Linked DNA regions of Mus musculus: region 1 is linked to region 2. The links are chromatin loops, found by intact Hi-C in ENCODE. Cell type or tissue: left cerebral cortex. All regions are shown on one strand. Links, peaks and the distances in the headings refer to the core of each region. The heading gives the core; the rest is flanking DNA.

What was found. Hi-C counts contacts between places; a loop is a spot of excess contacts. Peaks named below come from ENCODE experiments on the same cell type or tissue, not always from the same donor. Only the 100,000 strongest peaks of a DNase experiment are listed, where the experiment ranks them.
Region 1: it touches region 2 in a loop (2.0-fold over the local background); 1 of 42 quality-filtered maps calls a loop at or near these places.

The regions. Positions count from the first base shown.
Region 1 is chr13:117,284,471-117,296,160 of GRCm38, reverse strand. No RefSeq gene overlaps it. Among named protein-coding and RNA genes, the nearest start is that of Emb, 70 kb to the right of the region's middle. In left cerebral cortex, for the core only: a CTCF peak has its summit at 6,328 (motif pointing right); a DNase peak (open chromatin) is centred at 6,343.
Region 2 is chr13:117,214,768-117,226,457 of GRCm38, reverse strand. It overlaps Emb (embigin), which reads right to left and starts at 5,885. Exons shown (of 9, transcript NM_010330.4): 1 at 5,501-5,885. The coding sequence starts at 5,609. In left cerebral cortex, for the core only: no CTCF peak of the experiment used is centred there; DNase peaks (open chromatin) are centred at 4,785, 5,339 and 5,803; H3K4me3 peaks cover 1,743 bases; H3K27ac peaks cover 1,292 bases.

The DNA of each region.
Region 1 (11,690 bases), core at 4,906-7,405, 69 kb before region 2:
CCAATTGTTATTAGACGCGTTCTCACGACCGGCCAGGAAGAACACCACAGACCAGAATCTTCTGCGGCAAAGCTTTATTCTTACATCTTCAGGAACAGAGTGCAAGAAGCAAGAGAGCAAGAAGCAAGAGAGAGAGAAAAGCAAGAGAGAGAGAAAACGAAACCCCGTCCCTCTTAAGGAGCATTCTCCTTCGCCTCGGACGTGTCACTCCCTGATTGGCTGCAGCCCATCGGCCGAGTTGACGTCACGGGGAAGGCAGAGCACAAGTAGTCATAAGATACCCTTGGCACATGCGCAGATTATTTGTTTACCACTTAGAACACAGCTGTCAGCGCCATCTTGTAACGGCGAATGTGGGCGCGGCTCCCAACAGTAGCTAAAAATCTATTAGACCATCTCCAGAGTGGTGTTAATAGAATGTAGTTTATGGCCACAGCCTGCAAGCTGGTTTCCCTGCTTCGGCCATTGAGTCATTTTTGTTCACAGCAATCAAATAGATAATTTAATCCTATAAATCGCCACATCGTGCTCAATCCTGTCCAGTGACTTCTCACAACCTCAGAGTTTGCTGATAGTCTTCCAGCGCCTACCCACTTGAAAAGTGAAGCCTCGATGTTCACAGATGACTCTAGTAGAGACAATATTGTCTCATTTTTCTCAAAAGTAAAGGTCACACTATGGGCCCATTCTACTTGATGGGATTTAAGGAGAAATGTCTTGAGCTTGTTCCAAGACATATCTTTGCAGCTACCGGAAGCTCTTTTCTCCCGTGTGGTTTCTGATGGATGGAGTATCCAAGTGATGCTAAAGACACGTCAGGGCTCAAATCAGAAGTCACATTGTGACCACTGACCAGAAAGCCCAAGGATCCCAACCCTGCTAGTTTTGAAGCTGACCAGGATGTTTGTATTGTGATGTCTTTTTTTAATTGTTTATTTATGTTTGTGGCTATGGTTATTTTGCCTGCAAATATGCCTGTGCGTCAAGTGCTTGCAGCACACACAGAGGCCAGAAGAGAGCATTGAATCGCCTGGAACGGAGTTAGATGCAATTGGGAGACATGTCGTGGGTGCTGGGAATCCACCCCAGGTCCTCTGCGATAGCAGTCGGGACTCTTAAGTGCAGCGCCATCTCCCTAGCCCCTATCATGGCATCTTTATATGAATGGGAATTGACAGCTTGTCTTTCTAAGGTAAGATAGATATATAGTTTTTGTTACCAGAAGGTATACCTAGTTCAAATCTTTTTCTTATGAAACAGAGAATGAAATTCAAAATTCTCTCCATGGCTGAATGTTCTCACACGATTCTTCTCTCAGGCGTCCTCCCCTCACTCCCATTGCTCTCCATGTAAACTGCCCTTCCTGTGTTAATACAGAAGATCCTGCTTAATCCACTACGTAGCTACAACTTCGGCATCTCTCTGCTTTCTCCCTTCAGAATGTGATGCTCCCTCCTCAGACATTTCTAGGAATCTGATATGACCTCTGTCTGAACCCTTGTCAGAAAAGGCATTCTCATATCTACACAAAAGCAAAGCTGAGCCCAGCATGTCCTACGTAACTTTTCGTAGCATTAACTAATCCGGTTAATAGAGTCAATGTTTCTTTGGCCCTTAGTTTATCTATCATCTCTACAAGGAGGTAAATTCAATCAGGATAAGTACCTCATTCTGCTTAACATACTACATCTTAGACTAAAACTGTGACAGTCAAATGGAACTAAATAGAGACAGAAAGAGAAAGGTAGAGAAGAGATACAACTGACAGAGACAGAGAGACGATAAATACAGAGATAGATATAGATAGATAGATAGATAGATAGATAGATAGATAGAGATAGATAGAATGCACAAATTAGATAAATATATAGAGGTGTGTCTAGATGGATGGGAAGATATCAAGTAAGCACGCCTACATAATTATACTATAAAATGGGTGAATGGATAAGAAAATTATATGTTGCATTTTCCTCATAGGATTATGTGTCCTATTTACACATAGGTAAGGTAAAGTGGTCACATGAGAGATTTGACAAAGTTTTCCTACATAGTTCTCAAACTTCCATTCAGTAAATTATTATAGTGTTGATTTAATTTTTACTTAGAAGAAACAGACACCTTTGTTGAGATTAAACCTGAAATTTAGTTTTAAGGTTCGCGTCTGCTTGGTTCGGGGGTTTGAGCTGCTGCTGCTGCTGTTGTTTCATTTTGCTGCTGTTTCTTAGTTTGTTGGGAAGAGAGTGAGTTGGCTTTGTTGTACCTCACATGGACGGGGCAACTTTTGGGCTCTACATGGTTTTTAATAATATCTATCCTCTTCAGAATTCTACAAACAGTCTGATTCTAGAGGACTTTAGGGTTGATTGGATATGGACATTTTACAGACAGGAGTGTAATGTGTTGCTCAACAGGTCTTTCCATAGCCAATCGTACAGGAAAGATGATAATCTTCCTAAAGAAAAAAAGCCTAGGGCAGGGGCATGCCATGGGCTGATAAGGATGGACTTGGTTCACCCTGTAATTTGTTTTGCATGCCTACAAAACATGCAAAACTCTACAGCCTGAGTGACTCACTGCTGGTTCCCTCATTGCTGGAGACAGCCTAGATAAAAAGAAAAATAGGAAGAGGTTAGAAACACACACACACACAATCCTGCAGTGTATGACTGCAACTATATAATTGTAAATTATCTCCTGTGTCATATTTACTTTCAGTGTGGTGAAACCTTCAGTAGAATCTTCACCTGTCTTTCCTATTTCATAGGGAATTAAGAGAAAGTATCTTTCCCGCATCTTAAGATAATATAGGCAGAGAAAAGGCATGAGCCTGTTTGAAAACCCAGAGGGCTGAGACGAAAGGATGGACCATCTAGAGACTGCCATATCCGGGGATCCATCCCATAATCAGCTTCCAAACGCTGACACCATTGCATACACTAGCAAGATTTTGCTGAAAGGACCCATATATGGCTGTCTCTTGTGAGACTATGCCGGGGCCTGGCAAACACAGAAGTGGATGCTCACAGTCAGCTATTGGATAGATCACAGGGCCCCCAATGAAGGACCTAGAGAAAGTACCCAAGGAGCTGAAGGGATCTGCAATCCTATAGATGGAACAACAATATGAACTAACCAATACCTCTCCCCCCCCACCCAGAGCTCATGTCTCTAGCTGCATATGAATAAGAAGATGGCCTAGTCGGCCATCAGTGGAAAGAGAGGCCCATTGGTCGTGCAAACTTCATATGCCTCAGTACAGGGGAACGCCAGGGCCAAGAAGTTCCTGGGAGTGGGTGGGTAGGGGAGTAAGTGGGGAAGCATGTGGGGGATTTTTGGGATAGCATTGGAAATGTAAATGAAATAAATACCCAATTAAAAAAAAAGAAAGAAAGAAAACCCAGAGGGTCATAGTTGTGCCCTAGTGACAATTCACGCAGACAACCTGGCTGGAGGAGCAACACAGAATAAGAGGGTTGGGGAGTCAAACTCACGGACTCGATGCTTAAAAGCAAGACCCTACTTGACTTGAGATTCCAGAAGCTGTTCATTCAAAAACTAGCAGAAAGCGGCCCCATTTTGAGAACAACTAGCTATGTGAGAAATTTTATCTATTTTTAATTCTAGAGGTTATTTATTCAAAGTCAAGAATATTTCATGTTGTATTGAAAACTGCCATTCAGCTTTCTTCCCAGTACAAGCCTGTCAATGCTTTAAAGGCAAAATGGCTTCTTTCATGTGTGGACTTGCAGTGCTTAGGACACTGTTGAGAAAGTAAGAGTCACTAAATTGTGAGAATCATAAACAAAGCTTTTAAATCGCATTATTACCATCCCCATGATTTGGGATGAAATAACATATACTAAATATGTTGTGGATAGCCCTGGGGCTAATTATTATATTTGATGTTAATTCCGTTCTCCTGTGAGTGGCTGCAAACAAGGAATTAGTCAGCACTCAGGTGATTTCCTGTAAACCTGCTTCCCACCTTAATTTATAAAATAAGGAGAGCTGATGATTAAGCAGATACGGTGGAGCAGAAGGTGAGAGAGAGAAGAAGGAGAAAATGGAAGAGGGGGAGGATGCAGAGGAGAAGGAAGAAGAAAAGCAGAGCAGAAACACATGGCCTGGAGAAACCGCAAGTTCTAAGGGGTCTCATAGATGGAGAAGATGGTGGTGTAGCGGTAGATCTGCCCAATCTAGGCGCACAGCATGTATTCACATTAACTGAGTCCTGTTTTCATTGCCAGGGCATATTTTTGCTGGAGGCTTACCACAACAAGAATATATCTTAGTTATGTTGATTGAACCTTGAGTGATGCTTAGGGTCTTACGGAAACAACAGTCTCAATACTTCAGCATGCCTTTATTGTAAAGATGCTGGGTGTGGTTGATCAAAGGAGAAGTGGGAAGAAGACTCTAGTTTAATTCACAGTTCTCCTCCCCATGTTTTTGCAATGGCTATTTTGTCTTTCAAACTATAAAACATGGGCTGAAGGTAGAGTCTAGGGAAGAAACAGAGGGAGAAAGTGCTGTCTCTCAACTAGGTTATTATCTAATTCCCAGAAAACACCGTAGCTTCAAATCATGATCTCTCTAAATCTCTTAACTGCCATGCCCAGATGTAAGTCCCCAGGATACCTAAGGCTTTGCTTTGATAAGAAAAAACACTAGCCGATGCCTGGTGCTCTCATTCATTAGATATCACTCAGTGTTTGCCATAGGTAACTTACCAAACCCCGCCACACTCCACTGTAGTATAAAGAAAAATGGAAAGAAAATGAATGTATAAGTTCTGATTTAAGATCTCCATTCAACGTTTTGCCACAAATCCCCAGATTTTGCAAAACTCACTGTATAGTTTGAGTTCGTTTCTTTGGGATCACACTTATAAAATCAGCCGAAATGAAGGCCATTCAGCTCCTGGCTGTTAATAACTATCATTTGGACTGAAAGGCATCCAGCCTAAGTTCACTCCTGTAGATAGTGGTCGCCTTTCTGAAACATACTATTACATTAATTTGAGCCCATTTAGTCTGTGTGTGCAACTGTAGAGACAGAGATACAAAAGGAATCAGACCTTTGAGCAAGTTGATACAATTAAAGCAGAAAAGTTAGATTGATAGATAAATTTCATGTACTTTAGATTAAGAGCAAAAACATTAGCTAATTCTTATTCTTATTACACGAGGAAACTTCCGTCATTTTCTTCCTACAACTGATTTTAATGAACAAGTTTGGAGATTGTGAATTCAAACTGTATTTTCACTCAATCGTTAAAGTCAGAATGATGTCATAGGGCATAGATAGCAATATGCTACCTTCTCAAAGCCAAGATAGGAATTAAAGCTTTGGGACTGAGGATTTGTTTGTTTGTTTGTTTTTTGTTGGTGGTGGTTTTGTTTTATTTTGGTGTGAGTGTGTGTGTGTGTGTGTGTGTGTGTGTGTGTGTGTGTTGGTGGAGGTGGTGGTGGCATTGCTGCTGGTGGCGGTGGTGGCGGTGGCGGCGACTGCACCGGAGGCAGCGGCATCAGTTTGGTTGATTGGTTTTTGGTTTGGCAAGACAAGGTTTCTCTGTGTAGCCCTGGCTGTCCTGGAACTTGCTCTGTCAACTAGCCTAACCTCAAACAAAGATCATCCTGCCTCGTGTTGGGATTAAAAGTGTGTGCAGCCCCCGTCCCTCACGATATTGGTTTTCTTAATTGTAGCATTGCCGACGTTAAGTAAATTTGTATCGTTTCTGCCACACCTTTGTGCTCTTTCATAAAGTTGAAAAACTGGGGACAGTGATATTAGCAAGGTAGAAGAAGTCAGCATCCTCATTCCTCTTGAGAAACAGAAACCAAGGAGAACGCACATGCACTGCAGTCATTTGTGAATACAGGTAAGATGTGGCACGTTACCTAAGCCAGAAAAGCAAGAAGAGCCACATGAAATTGTTACCAAGAGAAACTACACTTTATCTTACCTTTTCCTAAAACCGGCATAGCTTAGGTCCCAGAGAGGCTTCTTGGTCACTGACTTCTCCTAGGGGCAGAGAGTGAATCTGTGACTAGGCTCTCAGCTTGTCAGTTTGTCCTTCAGTAGCTAGGTTCAGAGGCACCTCTGACCAGGTCCGAAAGGAACTGTGATTATGCAGGTGCCTAGAGCAGCAAGCAGCCAAGAACAGGAAGCGGGGATCACTATATCGCTAGCACCAACCTTTGAGGTTGGGAAAAATGTAGGGAACTGAGGCTCTCCCCTCACCCCAATGAAAGAGAAAGAGTACCACGTGTCTCCAATGTCCACTCTCCCTTTAGGATCCTGCTAAAGGAACTGACATCCTCAAACACCAGAGGGCGCAAGAGATCACTGACTCCATGAAAAGAAGACGAAGAAAATACGCTTAGGGCAGCTGGAAAGAACCTCGTTGGTCAGACTGATCAATGAGGGTCGTGTTATTAATATTCTGGGTGGGTTGGGTGCCTTTACCAGGAGTAGATGAGACGCTCTTCAAGTGCTGACAGTCTCGGGTTCCCTTCGAGCAACCACGGCCTTGAGGCTGAGGCTGCACTGGCTTTCAGCTCCAACCCCTGAAGCTAGAGGCCCGCTTGCTCCAGACCTAGAGGCTCTCAGTTTGCCAATGCATTGCTCTGAGTCTTAATCGCTAAGGGTCCCAGTGCTTGCCAGCTACTGTAACTCTTTGCAGCGAATGGCAACAGCAGACACTGGGTAGCAGGAGGCAGCAAAGGGTGGCGACTCTTAATAGAAATAGGCTCAGGTTCTGAAACCTTCGCGCCACCATCATTAAACGTCACCGCTCTTGAACAGCCAGTGACTGCTCTCGGACCTCAATGCGTGTGTCTGAGATCTTGGCAACTCTCTGCAATGCTTCCAGAGAGTGGGGCCTGCAGTTTCTCTCCCCTGGTTCTTCACCACCTTCTGTCTTTATTCATTTTTGGCTTTTATCTCTTTTGCCTTCTCTTAACTGTCACGGTTCCCTACTGTCTCTAGCGTCTTGCTCCATCCTTTCCGCCCTTCCCCTCTCACCCCTCATTACTGTCAGTGCCCAACACCACCAAGGCAGCGTCCACCATCCTGCTTCCCGTCACAAAGTCACCCCACCTGAGTGTACTCAGTTTATTACTGTCAAGATCAAAAGTCAGCAAGAAAAGGCAACGTGGGGGGGGGGGGGTACAGTTTATGCTTCTGACAGGAGCATGTCGTCCAGCTGAATTGCAAAGGAAGCTAAACAGCCATTTATAGGGGGGAAATGGTTATAGCGAGAATGTTTGGACCAAAGAGACATGCAAATGAAGAAGTAAGTTTGCACCAGTCATGACACAATCCCCTATGAAAAGGAACATGGTGTTTGCTTCCCTGGCAAGCCTTCCACCGGAATAACAAAAGAAAGGTTGCATTTCTAGCCTCACAAAAAAAAATGGCAGCAGCATTGTTCGGGTGTTCGTTAGAACTGGTAAGGCAAAAGTCTGGAATAAGCTATTTAGAGCAGCTGTGGCCAAGGTAATCCCATCTAGGGCAAGATTTAACAACAAACAACTGTGGCTGTGATAGGCCTTCCTCAACGCATCCATAGAGTGAGCAAAGCATCCGAGGGCATAAGGGAAATGTGAGGTGCTGCCTGACTCCTAATCTTGCTCATGGAAACTGCAACATGTAAGAAGGGCCTAATAGCAGTTATTGAGGAAGCCAAATCACCCAGTCGCCAACACCTTAGCTGGTTTAAAAGAATTGTACACATTAAAAATGGGTTTGTCAGAAAGACACCATTACCCGTTCCTTAGCAGTGTTTAACAATGCTTAACTCCTGCCCAGTGCTTGGGGGACAGGGGGAGGTCCCTCTAATCTATCCCCGTTTATCTATGTGCAAGCATCTATGAATAATTCCTTTAAGAAGGACTTGTTTCTTCAAATGTGTAGGGAAAAAAATGGCAAAAAACAGAGAGAATGAGGAATGCATACAGAATTGAGTGAACAGAACGAACCTAGATAAGCCTGGAAAGTCTGAGGGGTCCTGCCCAGGAATCTAAACTACTCATCTCTAAAGAGGCTGCTGAGTTGCAACAGAACACAAACCAATAAATAAATTGTGGAAACAAAATGAGTGTATCAACCTAAAGATAAAAGTTATTTTTAACGAGAAATTCGACCCTGATGATCAGGAACAGCCTTGGTTCGAATCTCATTCCCAGCCCCCTAGCAGATCCCGTGCAGGGGTCTGTCTGCCTCTGTCCCTACTCCCTGGGGACTCAGTTAATCTCTTTGTGCCCACTGCCAATACCCTGAGGCATCCTCTACCTGGGCACAAGCTGGCCACTCCAGCCTGGGAATCTGGCTGGCTTTAATCTTCATCCTCCTTTCTGTCCTGGTTGAAGACCCCCTATTCCCATTGGCAAGCCTGCAGCAGAACACTTTCAGGGACCTTCTAAACCCCAGGACAGACTCAGATTTCCTCCTTCCAGTCGTACTTCTCAGCCCATCCCCTCTGTCGATCCCCAATACCTAGAATCACTTTCTTCCCAGGACACGCACGCACACACGCACACACACAGGCACCACAGCCACAGCTGGCAAGGACTCAGTAGCACCCCCTACAGGCAACCCACAACCAGGGCATTTTCCCAAGATCCAGAGAGGGCAACTGAAACCAATGAACAGAACGTCTACTCAAAATGACAAGATCAAATGGAACACCTAGAATTAACAATCTTCCCAAACCAACATGTCTGGCCACCATTGCAAAAATACACCACCATTAACTCTCAGGGAAAAAAAGCAACCCTATGAATGTGGGCCTTGAAAACTTCAGTGTATATGTAGCAGAAGACCTCCAAATAGCTCTTATGAGTGTGTTCAAGGCCCTTAAGGAGAATATGAAGTCTATGCAAACACGAGCCTTAAAATGAAATGATAGGAACAGTTCACAGCAGGAAAGTAGATACTGCTCACAGAGGTAAAAAATGAAGTCTTCTCCAATGAAGTTCTCACTGGGGAGGCAAGCCACACTTATGGGCAATCCCCACACACACCAGTAGATGGCCAACACAAAACAAGCTCAATGGTGTTTTTAGAGGGCTGTAATTTGGTGTGTGTGTGTGTGTGTGTGTGTGTGTGTGTGTTATTTTGTTTTGTTTGATCTCATAATACTTTGTATGGATTTTTTTAATTTTATGTCTTTTGCTTATGGATTACGGTTTCTTGTTTTGTGTGTTTATGGCATTTTTGTGTCTGAGTAGATATGTTTCTTGTGTTTTTTCTTCGGTTCTTTCTTCCACTTGTTTGTTTTATCCTATTCAGCTTTATTTTTATCTTATTTATTATTTTTTTAGATGTCTGTTTTCTTTTTTTTTTTTTTTTTTTTTTTTTTGGTTTTTCGAGACAGGGTTTCTCTGTATAGCCCCAGCTGTCCTGGAACCCACTTTGTAGACCAGGCTGGCCTCGAACTCAGAAATCCGCCTGCCTCTGCCTCCCAAGTGCTGGGATTAAAGGCGTGCGCCACCCCACCCATCTTAGATGTCTGTTTTCTAATGAGAGATAGAGAGTAAGAAAGTATGGATTTCAGTAAGTGTGGAGATGGGGAGGATGTGGGAGGATTTGTAGACGGGGAAACTGTAATCAGAACATACTGTAGGGAAAAAGTCTATTTTCAATTTAAAAAGTCATAAAAGAACTAAATGATGTGTGTGTGTGTGTGTGTGTGTATTCACACACACACACACACACACACACACACACACACATACATGAGAGACTTGAATATACATGCTCAGATACTATATATGTTTATATACAAACCCACACATTTATATATTAAGCCTTTAAAAAGTTAACAGATAAGCCATTCATAGTTAGCCTGTACTAAGCACTGGTGGCATATTCCTTTAATCTCAATACTCAGGAAACAGAGGCAGGGGAATCTCTGAGTTTGAGACCACCCTGGTCTACAGAGCAGGTTCCAGAACAGTCAGGGCAACACAGAGAAACCTTGCTTCAAATAAACAAAAAAAGTGAGCCTGTCACTAAGAACAGTGGTCTATACCTGTCATCCCAGAGACCAGGGAGGCTGAGGCAGGAGGACCAAATTCTAAGACCTACCTGTCTAGCTTATAAAGTAGGTTCAAACCTGGCCTGGGCATCTCAGCAAAACTCTGCCACAAACTGAAAATCACTATAAAGAACTGGAAATGTGGATCAGCAAGAAGACTGACTGTTTATTCCCAGCAAGCTCCTGGCTTCAACTGTCAAACCACAAACAAAATTTGTCAAATAAACAAATAAATAAATAAGGTCTAGAGAGATGGCACAGAGGTGAAGAGCACTGACTGCTCCCCCAGAGGTCCTGAGTTCATTTCCCAGTAACCATATATATATATGGTGGTTCATAACCATCTGTAATAGGATCCAATGACCTCTTCTGATATGTCTGAAGAAGAGTGACAATGTACTCACAAACATTTATTTAAAAATAAATCTTTAAAAGAAATAAAAAGAAGGAAACCAGAATTTCAAAAGCTATAAAGGTTTAAGGGGCCTCATCAAAGGGGAACATGTTCACTCTGGAACCATCCAATGGGGATAGAAAAGGGAGAAAGCTCCACTTTGAAAACGAATAGCTAGGGAGATAATCTAGCATTTAAAGCGGTTCTGGTTAGTTTTCATTTTTAAATAGTGTCTTATTTGTTTGCATATGTGTGGGGGGAACATGCAGAAGTCAGAGAACAACCTGTGGGACTTAGTTTTCTCCTTCCAGGATGTGAGTGCTAGGTATGGAACCCAGGTGGCCCGGCTTCTTAGGAAGCCCTTTACTCCTGAGACATTGCTTGCCCAGGATTGTTAGTTTTTCCTTATTGACTACACACAATGTAGAATTACCTGGGCATCAAGTCACAGTGAAAGATTTAAGCCGGGATGAGGGTATGTCTCTGGGGGACGATCTTGATTACTTGCCTACTGTGGGTGGTACCATTCCCTAGGCAGGCCATCCTGACCTGTGAAAGAGTGGAAAATGTTAACTGAGCACTCAAATTTGTGCACACACTACACTTTGTTACTGTTTATACGTGTAACCGGATCAACTTTCTCAGTCTCAAGCTGCTGTGACTTTCCTGCTAGGAGGGACTGGAATTTGGAACTGTGTGCTAAAATAAGCCCTTTCTCCCTGAATTACTATCAGGGTATTTTATCACAGTAAGTTGAACAGAAAATAAGAGAGAGACAGAGAGACAGAGAGAGACACAAACAGAGAGAGACAGAGAGAGACAGAAAGAGAGAAAGGGAGAAATTCTGACATGCAGGAACATGGGTGAATCAGCAGATTATCTGTTAAATGAAACAGTGACAGAGGCCAAGTTCTAGGAGTCCTCTATGATTTATTAATATGAAATATATAACATAAACAATCACTCAGAAACAGAGCTGGAGAGTACAAGGTAAGAGCTGCAGTTCAAACAGAATAAATCTTAAGTTTTGTAAGATGGCTAAATCACAGAGCCAGGACACATATTGTACCCATACTGAACACTGTGTTGTATACTTGAAATAATCTTATAGAAGGCAAGATTAAGCTTAATTTTCCTATCATCGCAAAAATAATGAAAAAAAAATAAAACAAACACATGAACTTTGAGTTCTCATCACACAATCACACTTAAACTACCCTTTACTCTTTAGACAAACGCTATTTTTTTCCAACA
Region 2 (11,690 bases), core at 4,651-7,150:
CAGTCCTTAGCACCCGCACCAAGTGGCTTACAGCCACCCATAAGTTGAGTTCCAAAGAATACAATGCACTCTTCTACGGGGTGTGGTGGTGCACGAATTTAATCCCAGCACTCGGGAGGCAGAGGCAGGCGAATTTCTGAGTTCGAGGCCAGCCTGGGCCACAGAGTGAGTTCCAGGACAGCCAGGGCTACACAGAGAAACCCTGTCTCAAAAAAAAAAAAAAAAAAAAAGAAAGAAAAAGAAAAAAACAAAAACAAAATCCAAAGCACTCTTCGGTTCCATCATATACAGATGCATGCATACATACACATAAATTTTTTTAATTATATATACATTATATACACACACACACACATATATATAAAAAACCAAACATGCAGATGATCAGTTCTCAACTGCTGTTTTAATGGAATCCCTATGTTAAATCAAGCTTTCTCTGAAAAAGCTGAGTTAGTGTTGTTTTTCTTCAAACAATTTCAGGTTTATAGGACATGTCAAGAACTGACATTTCCCGCTGCGCTATGTCAGTGGTACACTGCTGACAAGATAAATCAGCCCTCTCCATGGCCTTCCCTAGTCTTTCCTGCAGAGGAAACACCCCAAAGCCACCCAGGCTTCTCTGAGCTCAGGAAGCTGGCATTTCTGCATTGCCAGCTCTGGCCACACTCCTGCCGAGTCTCTCCAGTGTGCATGTCTGTCTGCAGAAGGGCCGGGCCAGAAGCAATGCTTCCTGCCTCTCCATTCTTCTCCATTCTTGTCTGCAACAGCTCTGCTCTTACCAGGCCGGCCTCGCCTCTTCAGCCTTGACCCTTAGGACAATTCAGGCCTACTGTAATATGATTAGATTTGAGATAGGCAGTCCTGGCAGCAATGCCACTGAGGTAATTCTGTGCTCTTCTTACCATATCATCTCAGACCAAATTGCACTAGGGAACCAATATGGAGGAGGAGGAGGAGGAGGAGGAGGAGGAGGAGGAAGAAGAAATAAAAAGAAAACATTTAAAAAATATTAGTAGTGATGATTTTTACTTTGATTGTTTGATTATATTGCCACAGTTCCCCAATGTAAGGTTACTCTTCTCCTTTGGAATTTGTAAGATTTCTCTAGGAAATTCCTTTAAAACTACGACGAACTTTGTGCATCAGCAAAGAGTTCCCCCTAGTTTAATTACTACTTATCAGTCTGGACTTATGAATTCCAACATTGTTTAGCAATGTCACCATTAATATAGTACTCGGGAGATTAATCTGCAAGGCTCACAAGGGCAAGGCCAGGCCCAGCTACACAGCAAGATCCTCTCAGCTCATCACCACCATCATCTGTTACTAGGATTTCTCTGGGTGATCTGGCTCCTGCCTCTTCCAGACATGACTCATCATCCTTCAAGGACTCCATTGTTTTCTGGCACCCAGGTCTACACACTTCCCCACCCCAGCTCGGAAGAAAGCAGCCATTTCTACAACATTATTTAAAAATGGTGCTCCCAGCCAACATCTAGGTATTAAGTATACTTAGTTTTTAGAAACCAGTGGACAGAGCTACCAATATGTGTGTGCCCACTCAAACACACACACAACATACTTATCACATGAAACACATGTATAATATGCATCTCACATATATACTATACATGTATTTGTACATATGTGACACAGATAAAAAGCAATGGAGGAGATTTATAGTGATGAATTCACGAAGAACATAAAAGTTTTCCCTTCTCCGCTCATCCTCTCCTCTTTATTTTCCTCTTCCCAAGATGGAAACCCTGCATGTTGCTTTCCTCGACAGATTTCCTGACTGCTCTAACTGAAGCACCAACTTCCTCTTTTAAAATCAGAGAAAATGAATCAAATTCATCGGGCTACATACTACATAGCACAGTAGTTGTTCTAGGATCAACTCCCATGTATATATGACACCCCACTACAGCTGCCACATCTGTCCCCACACAGCTGTACTCCACACCCCCAAAGGCTTGACCTTCTGTACTGGTCTGCCCTAGAGCATGGGTCAGATATTAACTGTCCACATGCCGCTGTGTAGAAGTCCTGGTCGCCTTGCTTTGCTCTGAGACTGGGATGAGGTAATCTGCAGTGGAGTGTCTTCTTCACTGTACTGAGCCTAACCTTGAACCTCAATTTGTCCTTTTAGGGGGAAGCCATCCTCACTAGGATGTGTGCCTCTAGTTCCACCCCCCAGGTAAGGGTTCCTCCTGCTTCCGTTCATCCAAATACTATAGGGCCACTCAGGAAAATATGAAGAGAAAGAGCTAAGGGCAGGGTGATGGAGTACCAGGATGCAAAGTAAGTTGAACATATTCTTAACAAAAGTTTACATAATTTTAGTGATGACCAAATTTTTAAACATCAGAAATATCCCAATTAAAAACGGGCTTGTAATAAATCTCTTCATTTAACCAGTTTAAACACCTTTAGAGACAAAAACTGCTAGTGTTCTCTACAAACAAAATGGCAGGGAGATGCTGACATATAAGTAAGGTTCATTCTAACGAGCAGTTACTACCAAGACAATAGAGTCTAGTAGGGAAGAGAATTAATCAAAGCAGCATACAGGCTATGACTTTGGAAGTTTAAAATGCTTGTTCCAAATTACTCCATTAAAAGGGTTTCAAAAAAAAAATCACCTTGGTTTGTTGGTTATGATAATATTAAAAATTATGTCAAAAGATTCGTGCTTACCTGTTCCTTTTACAAAGCTATTTTTAGATCTCTTATTTAATTGAAAAACCAGGGCATCGGGTTAAGGCACAGGGTGGCAAGCCTCATGACCTGAGTTCAACTCCCAGGACCCTTGAGGGAGAAACAACTCGTCTCAAGTTGTCCTCTCATGATCACATGAGCATTGCCAAACCCACAAATGAGCACACATGTATTTGCATCCACAAAATAAAGAAAACGACAAAAATTTCAAGAAAGAACCTTGAAGAAGCCAGCGACTCACTCCCCTGGGCCTTACCTTTGACCTCATTCCAAGACTCAAAAAAATGCACATGTGGTTTCACACATACAGACTCACACAGGTAGGTGCAGTGATCTCTGAGAGAGCTGTGTTTAAGAAAACGGGCTATGGAGGGAGACTCACTTTAAACCTTCTGCTTTACTACTAAACTAACTCCACGCACTAGGCAATTGCTTAACTGACTGCCCAACTTCCTCTTTGGAAAATCAGGGAGGGGCTGGAGACATGGCTCAGCGGTTAAGAGCACTGACTGCTCTTCCAGAGCTACTGAGTTCAATTCCCAGCAACCACGTGGTGACTCACAACCATCTGTAATGAGATCTGATGCCCTCTTCTGGTGTGTCTTTAGACAACTACAGTGTACTCATATAAATAAAATAAATAAATCTTTTAAAAAAAGAAAGAAAGGAAATCAGGGAAAATAAAGTCTAATCCATCAGGCTACACACTGCACAGTGCAGTGCCTCTGACACTGTATTAGTACAGTAACTTACATTATTGATATTGGCCCCCAAAAATCTTCTTTTAGCAGAACACCTATTTCTAAATAGTCCAAAGTATAAAGACATAAGCACTCAATAAACCTTGCTGTATTGCTTTAGTAAAGACAATGTTGAATCTCATTCAAGTTAATACTGAATCTAGGAAGAGTTGTAGAGGCCTCACCACTTTATTTATCCTTTCATCTATCCATCTAGCTATTTGTTTTTATGTATATGAGTGTTTTCCCTACATCTATGCCCATGCCCAAGGAGGCTAGAAGAGGACGGATCCCCTGGGACTGCAGTTACAGATGGTTGGAAGCTGCCAAATGGATGCTGGGAATTCAGATACCAAGGCATTCAAATTTTGTAACTTTCGTCTGAGCTGAGTCTTCCAAGGAAGTCCCACGTTCCCCTGACTTTCAGCACGTTTATTTACAGCTTCATCTGCTTCCAAGTTTCTTCTCTATAGAAGCCAGGGGGGTACATTAACTTCAACCTGACGTCAGCAACAATACACCCTTGGGTCCTCTCGTGATTTTTGCCTGCTTTGACTCACACTGAGAATTTTTCCAAACTGCTAATGTCCAGGCTGACTTCTATGCTAAAAGAATCAGTTGTTTCTAGGGCAAGACCTGGAGATCGGTCTTTTTAAAGCTCTTGGGGAAAAAGTTCCCACCACTGCCAAGTGGAGAAGGCAAACTTCTAGAACTAACCCAAGAGACACTGAATCTCAAAACAATAGTGTAGGCTGGATTTGTAGTTCCAAGGTGGAGGTGCTTCTGTCCACGCAGGCCCACGCTCACGGAAAGGAGGAAGACAACAGCAGAGGGAAGTGCAGAGGGAAGAAAGAAGGAAGGGGGAAGGAGGAAGAAAGGAAGAGAGGGGGAGGGAAGGAGCTGGGAGCGGAAAGGGGAAGCGGGGAGGCAAAAGAAGCGAGTTAGAAAAAGAGGCTATATTTTTCAGAAGCATATGATAAATGATGCATGGAAGAGGACCGAAGAACCAGGTTCGCCTGGTAAGGTCATGTCCTAAACTATTATGATGGAAAACATGTGGAACAAGAAAATCTAGGGACTAGAAGAATCCAAGTTAACAGTGTGTGTGTGTGTCCTTTTGACCATTTTCTTTTATACTATGTTTAACCAATCTACATGCTATAACCTCATGGAAATAATTTATAATAGCGCAAAACCTTGTGTGGAATAATGTCTGGATTTAGTTCCCAGTAAAGCCAGTCTTTCAACTGCTTAAGAAAGTTAGTGGTGACTTAAATGGGAGCTAACCTGCCACAGACACAGGAACTTGCACTGAAAAGCATTGGATCGCTTGCAACACATAAAGTATAAAAAGGTGAGTTAAGGTGGCAAAATAGATCTTGACCCGGTAATGTTTTTCACGGAAATCCTTCTGTCCGCATGCCGTAAACACGCAACCCAACACCCTTGAAAAATGTTTTGTTTTTATAAAGATTGTTATGAAAAGACAACACACACGTCTAATTTTCTTATCTGGGCTTGTTTGAGTTGGCTGGCTATCGCGATTTTTACCCTCTGCTCTAAAAATCATACTCAATTTCAACACCTGCCAGGAGGAAAGGTGATACGAGAGCCTCGCTGTGGCTCTAATGAAGGGAGCCGGCCTCGCGGAATGTGGACTCATAATCATGCCACACTAGCAGAAGCCCCCAGTCTCCCCCGCACAAACCCACGCACTCTATTTGCCCACTTCCTAGGAAAAATCCGACCCTGTCTCACTACCAGCTCCCAGGATCAAACTGAGCTTTACTGGGACGGGATCATCCCTATACCCGGCGGATGCGGAGCCACCCGGGCTCCCACGTTTCCTCCTTGGGTAACCCGCGCCCAGCCAATGAAAGGCCACCCCCCTCTCCGCTCCGTAGCCGCCTGCGCCTGCATCCCCGCGGCCCCTGCGCGAGCGGCAAGGGATGTCGTCGGGCTGGAGGGTCGCCGCCACTGAGCCTCTTCCGGTGAACCCAGAGCCCTCCCCGCGCCAGCCCCCCGAACCCCCCAGGTACCTGTGGGATCGCCCTCAGCCGGATCAGGGCGCGTCGCCGCCAGAAGACATAGAAGGAGGAGCGGGTAACCAGGCGCCACAAGCGCCCTCAGGCCAGTGTGCGAGCGCATGGCGCGGGCGGGTCTGTCCAGGAGGTCGCTAAGGCACCCTCAGCTCGCTGCGATCCGTCTCCGTTGGTCCCTGTGTACACTTGCTGGTAACTGGGCGCCCACTGCCAGTCCTGGGGACAGGACACTCGAGAATAAACCGAGTGGGAGGGGCCCGGCCGCCCTGGCCTCCACCCCCGAGACGCTCCCAGCGCAATTGCGCCGGCCTTCCATCAATTATGCAGCCCGCAGCCCGCTACCGGCGCGCCCGGATGTGCTGTGCAACCTCGGCGCCGAATCCTCTCCCGCCCCCACCCTCTGGCTAACACAGGTTGGGGAGGGACCTAGCTCCTGGAGCCAGCCAGGTGTGTGTACCCCATCACCTCCCGGAGGGGTTGCAACTCCCCACAGAGTGTTCTTTCCATCCGTTGGATGGGTTCACACATTTACTTTGATGTGACAGGTGAAAAGGACCGGATAGTTCTGCTCCTATACATCTTTGGATGTGCAAAGGTTTCTTCTTACCAGACCGAGGGCGCTATTCAGTGCCCCCAAGCCCGGTACTTAAATTAATGTTTCTCAGAGCTTTCTATTAGTCGTGCATACCCTCCCCCTCTGAAGGTTTGGCCAGTTCCCTCCGGATTAAGATTTCAGAGTCCCTAGGCCCCACAGTGTGTTTCCCTTTGTTTGCTTGCGGCAACAGCTCTCCTGGCGCCAAAGAGCTCACCAAACAAAAACTAAGTTAAGGGGATTCTGTGTAAATGGCAGAAGGCCATTCATCTTTGTCAAACATTGTGGAATACAATGTTATCTCTTACCCACGCGGGGCCGGAGGTTGAAGTTTCTTACTCTCCTATCAAATAAATTGAGATAGTTCAAAACAATTGTTTTCCTATTCAGCGGGAAAGGCGTCTAGGTTAAAACTAGTGAGCCTTAAATCCGGGGCACTCAGCAAGCCCTACTTAGTAGCCCTTTGTCCCTTAGGAACCTCCACTCAGGTAAAACTGAAGGAAGGAATTAAAGAATGATGTGGTATGAAGCAGAGCTGGAGTTAATTAAAAAGAGGGTTTTCTCAGAGTAGATTTAAATATGAGGGCTAATAACAATAAGACACATCCAAGACCAGGTGCATGGGTTTCAGAGCTGTGTTTTAACAGTAACCATAAAGACCATTTTGGTGGCTCCCAAGTTACAACTCAAAGGGGCTGCTAAGAGCCCCTCCCCCCATCCCTCCTTTTTGTAGGGTGGCTACAGGGGCGCCTTTCGTGGAGTTACAGTCTGATAAGATCAAAACATGGACTGCAAGCGTTCTACCGGATAGTTAAGACATTTCCTTTTGTTGTAAATGGGGTTGCAGGTGAGATTCCTGGAAAACTGTGGGCTTATACATGGAGAAGAAGAAAAGTCATGTCATTTACGCTGAGGGCATTAAACGCGACCCGTAGCAATTTTTACCTTTTTGTTTGAGGTCTCTATGAAGATAATAGTGTCTCTGTGTAACACAGCAAATACTAGTTGTGATGGAATGCTTGCCTGAGGTGGGGGCAGGTCTATTATTATTATTATTATTATTATTATTATTATTATTATTATTATATATGAGTACATTGTAGCTGTCTTCAGACCACCAGAAGAGGGCATCAGATCTCATTACAGATGATTGTGAGCCACCATGTGGTTGCTGGGATTTGAACTCAGAACCTCTGGAAGAACAGTCAGTGCTCTTAACCTCTGAGCCATCTCTCCAGGGGACAGGTCTTTTCTGGAGTTTTTTGTTTGGTGTGTCTTAGACATAATTTGGCTGTGTTGCTGAGGCTAGCCCCCAGGCCCTGGAGTCATGCAGTTCCTCTATCTCAGCCTCCACGAATGCATGCCACAGCATGCCAATACATTGTGTGCGGGTGGGGGTGGGTGTTGCCTGCATGTAGGTCTGTATCGCATGTGTGCCTGGTGCCCATGGAAGCCAGAGAAGGGCAATGGATCCCTAGAACCTGAGTTACAAACAGTGTCAGCCATCATGTGGATGCTGAGAATCAAACCCTAGTCTTCTCTAGAAGAGTAGTTCTTAACTGCTGAGCCATCACTACAGTCATGACCTCTTACTCTTTAAAAGCTAGCCTTGATAATTATAAATTCAAATAAGATTAAAAAAATAAAGATTCCCCCCAAATGACAAGTACTTCATGTTGTGTTTTATAAAAATAAAGAGGAGCGAAGGAATGTGTTAGGTGGCTGTGCAGTCAGATGTGGGGGAAGGGGTGCCTCTGGGGACCCATGCAGAGGCATCCCCTCCCCCTGAGGGACCAGCCACACAGGAAGGTATAGTATAGAATAGAGTTTATTCAGGGAATGGGGAAGAGAGTTGAGGGAGTAGAGACAGAGAAAGGAGAGAGAGAGAGAGAGAGAGAGAGAGAGAGAAGAGGCCAGCCATGAGTATGTGGAGAGAGAGGGGAAGGGGAATGGGGAGCAACAAGAGAGAGAGAGAGAAGGGAGAAAGCAGTCCCTTTTATAGTGAGTCAGGCACATCTGGCTGTTGCCAGGTAACTGTGGGGCGGAGCCTAAATGCCAACACTTTTTGCAGAAAGAAACTTACCTGATAGACTAAACTACTGAACAAGAGAACTGTGCTTCCTCCAGGGAGCCACCATTAAATTTTAGTTGGTATATGCATATAAAAATATTCATGTTCCTGGGTTAATATTACATGGAGGAGGGGGAATTTCAGGAAAGAATATGGCTTATGGCCTGGTGGTGGCGGCACATACCTTTAATCCCAGCACTTGAGAGGCAGAGGTAGATGGATCTGTGTGAGTTCAAGGCCAGCTCTTCCTACATAGCTAGTTCCAGAACAGACAGAGCTACAGGGAGAAACCCTGTCTCAAAAACAAACAAACGAACGAACGAACGAACGAACAAAATACGGCTTCTGTAAGCTGGTCTTGAAAGAACATAAATGAAACAACTCATCTTAAATATCGCCTGAGTGCCAGATGCTATGTTCAAAAGGAACTGCACAAAAAAAAAAAAAAATAAGCAACACACGTAATAACTTACTTATACGGCCATTTGTGTGTGGGCTGCAAACCCACAGACTCTTCCTGTTTTCAGAGTTACAGTTAGAACACTGGACTCTGGTGACCCCATCAAGGTAAGCCATCGTCCTGCCCTCAATAGGTGGTTTACACAAAGTGTACTGAAAAACAGAGAAAGGATCTTTAGTCAAAGGTGTCACAACGGGAAGAGGAACAAAGAGCTCCATTGACCACCCATCTTCAGGGTCCTGGCTTGAGATTTAGGGTTAACTAGAAAGCAGGTGTGTATAATTAAACAGTCCCTTTAAGGGGTGCTCACGCCAATCCTGTCTCCAGCATCTTCCGTAAAGTGGTCTGACAAGTTGTCAAAGCTAAGTAAAATCTCTTTCCAGGAGACAGGTTTCTTCTAGCTTAAGAATCCCAGGAAAATTCCAATTACTTGATGACTATCATTTCCATAGTCTGTTAGCCCGTGGGAGTATTTCTTCCTGAAAGGGCGATTATATTTGCAGCCAGAAAATGTATTTTTATAATGACTAAGCCGCTCTCAGCAAACTCAAATGAGACCTTGAAGCTTATAGTTTGCACAGTGTGACCTTCCCAGAATCCAGGAGGTGGGCTAGCTAAACCCAAATTCCTGAGCCAGGGCTTGCTAATTCACACCGGTGCAGCTGCCCAGCAGGCACTTCCCCACACCTGGGGAGAGTTTAATTGCAAGCACTTCTTAGAACTGATTTCAACTGACCTTTCTCAATTAGTCTTACAAAATTCATCTCAGATTCGCTCTCCTGCAAATGAGCTGACCCTACTTAAAGAAGAAGTGTCATTTCAGTGAAATCTGCCCGTTTATCAATGGGCACCAGTGACTGGCCAAATCCAAGATTATTCCTAGGGTCCTTTTTGCCCATTTATCAACTGGCAGCAGTGACTTGCCACACCCACGGTTAATTCCCGCGGTCCTATTTCTTTGAGCAAAGGAAGTTGAGAAAGAAATATAATTCTTGTTTTGCTAAGCATTTGAAGACTCGCTTTCACCTCTGTTACACTTTTATATTTAGATATATTTTGTATGGTTTGGCCTTGTCTCTGTTACACTTAAAAAAAAAAAAAAAGATTGGTATCTTTTAAAGTCAGATGATGGAATAAATTCCCTGTATAACTTTTCTGGCCTTGCTGTATAGAATTATCCTTTCCTTTCCTAATAACTGAAATGTGGCCTCAAATTAATTAGCACCCTCTTAGCACATATGAGCTAATAGAGGGTCCTCTTTACTTTTTTTTTTTTTTTTTTTAAGATTTATTTATTATTATACGTAAGTTCACTGTAGCCTGTAGCTGACGTCAGACGCACCAGAAGAGGGCGTCAGACCTCATTACGGGTGGTTGTGAGCCACCATGTGGTTGCTGGGATTTGAACTCATCTCGCCAGCCCTCCTGTTTACTCTCTTGAGCTAAAGCACTGAATGTTGCCAAGGTAACCAACCACCCAAGAGTCTTCAGATCTAGGTCACTCAAGAGCTCTCGCACATCCTTCTCTCTGAAGACAGCTGCCAGGTGAAAAGGAGCTACAGGAAACCCACCATGCAGTGAGAACAACACCGAGGACGTCCGCTCTCCAGATAAAAATCACATCAGGTTTTAAAAACAACACGAGTGTGTTGTAAATACAAAAGGACAGTGTGTGACTGGGAGAAGCCAAGTTTGGCTGTCAAGACTTACTGAGTAGTTTATAAAGCTTAAAGGAAGAAATTCATTGATGGCTTTTATGATTGCCCCTCCCCCCCCACCCCACCCCACCCCCACCCCAAAGCAGTGTATCCTTTTGAAGCCACTGGAGCTTCACAAGTTCATTTGTCTAAGACTGCCTCCTTCAACTTCTTCATACTGGCAAGAAAGAAAAAAAAAAAACAAAGAAAAAAAAAAAAAAAAACCCTAAGTGTATTTCTTTAGAGCTTGCATTTCAAGGAAATTTAGATGGCTTAGTTTCGGTTGCTATTATCGTTTGGCCTAGGGGTATACAAGATTGTGGGCCCCACTGTTACTATTTTATAAACTCCCCTCTCTGGGTTGGTCTGAGAGTGTGACTAGATGACAATCAGTTCTCTGATCAGCACCAGACGCTGCAGATCACAAAGGGGATTTAAATCGGCTTTTGCAAACGGGCCACATGCCATTCCTTGCCTTTTGTTTGTCGCCGCTCCAGGGGATCATTTGCTGAGCTAGTGTCCACAGACGTGCATTTAAAACTCTTGGGAGACCACGGCGATCATCAAAGGTCATCACTAGAACCATTAGGGAGATAGGACCAAGGGTTTGACAAGATCCCAAATGGAGAACCCAAAGCCAATATTTAACCAAGCAAAGAGATAATTGATTGTGCCTTCCTGGCTCTGTGGAAGATTTGAAGACAAGATCTCAAATGGAGAACCCAAAGCCAATATTTAACCAACCAAAGAAATAATTGATTGTGCCTTCCTGGCTCTGTGAAAGATGTGAATCTGATTTTTTAGCTCTCTCAGATGTGAGGCTGAGTTTGAATGTGAGGACACCCCTGGCCTGCTTCATAAAGAACTTGGAGCTGGGGAGTGCAACCTCAGGAGGACTTTGCAATGTGCCTTAAAATTTAACAAGGACCAGTCTCCTGTTTTGTTTCCTAAAGAGAAACTTGTATATTCTTTTGAGTTTGTGGCCTGGTCAGTCAAAACTTGGGGACAGTGGACCCTCAGTACACTGCATGCAAACCCAAGGAAGCGTCCATGTTGCCTTCCATTGCTGAGTGAAGATAAAGTTGGATGTTATTTTTTTTTTCCTGAAGGCAGACAAGCTTCCTTTGCTGATGTGATGGGGTAGACAATGCACTATTTCTTCTGAGAAGTAATGCTTATCTCAGCGAGTCTTAAAACTGAGGTTCATGGGCTGGTGAGGTGGCTCAGTGGGTAAGAGCACCCGACTGCTCTTCCAAAGGTCCGGAGTTCAAATCCCAGCAACCACATGGTGGCTCACAACCATCCGTAACGAGATCTGACGCCCTCTTCTGGTGTGTCTGAAGACAGCTACAGTGTACTTACATATA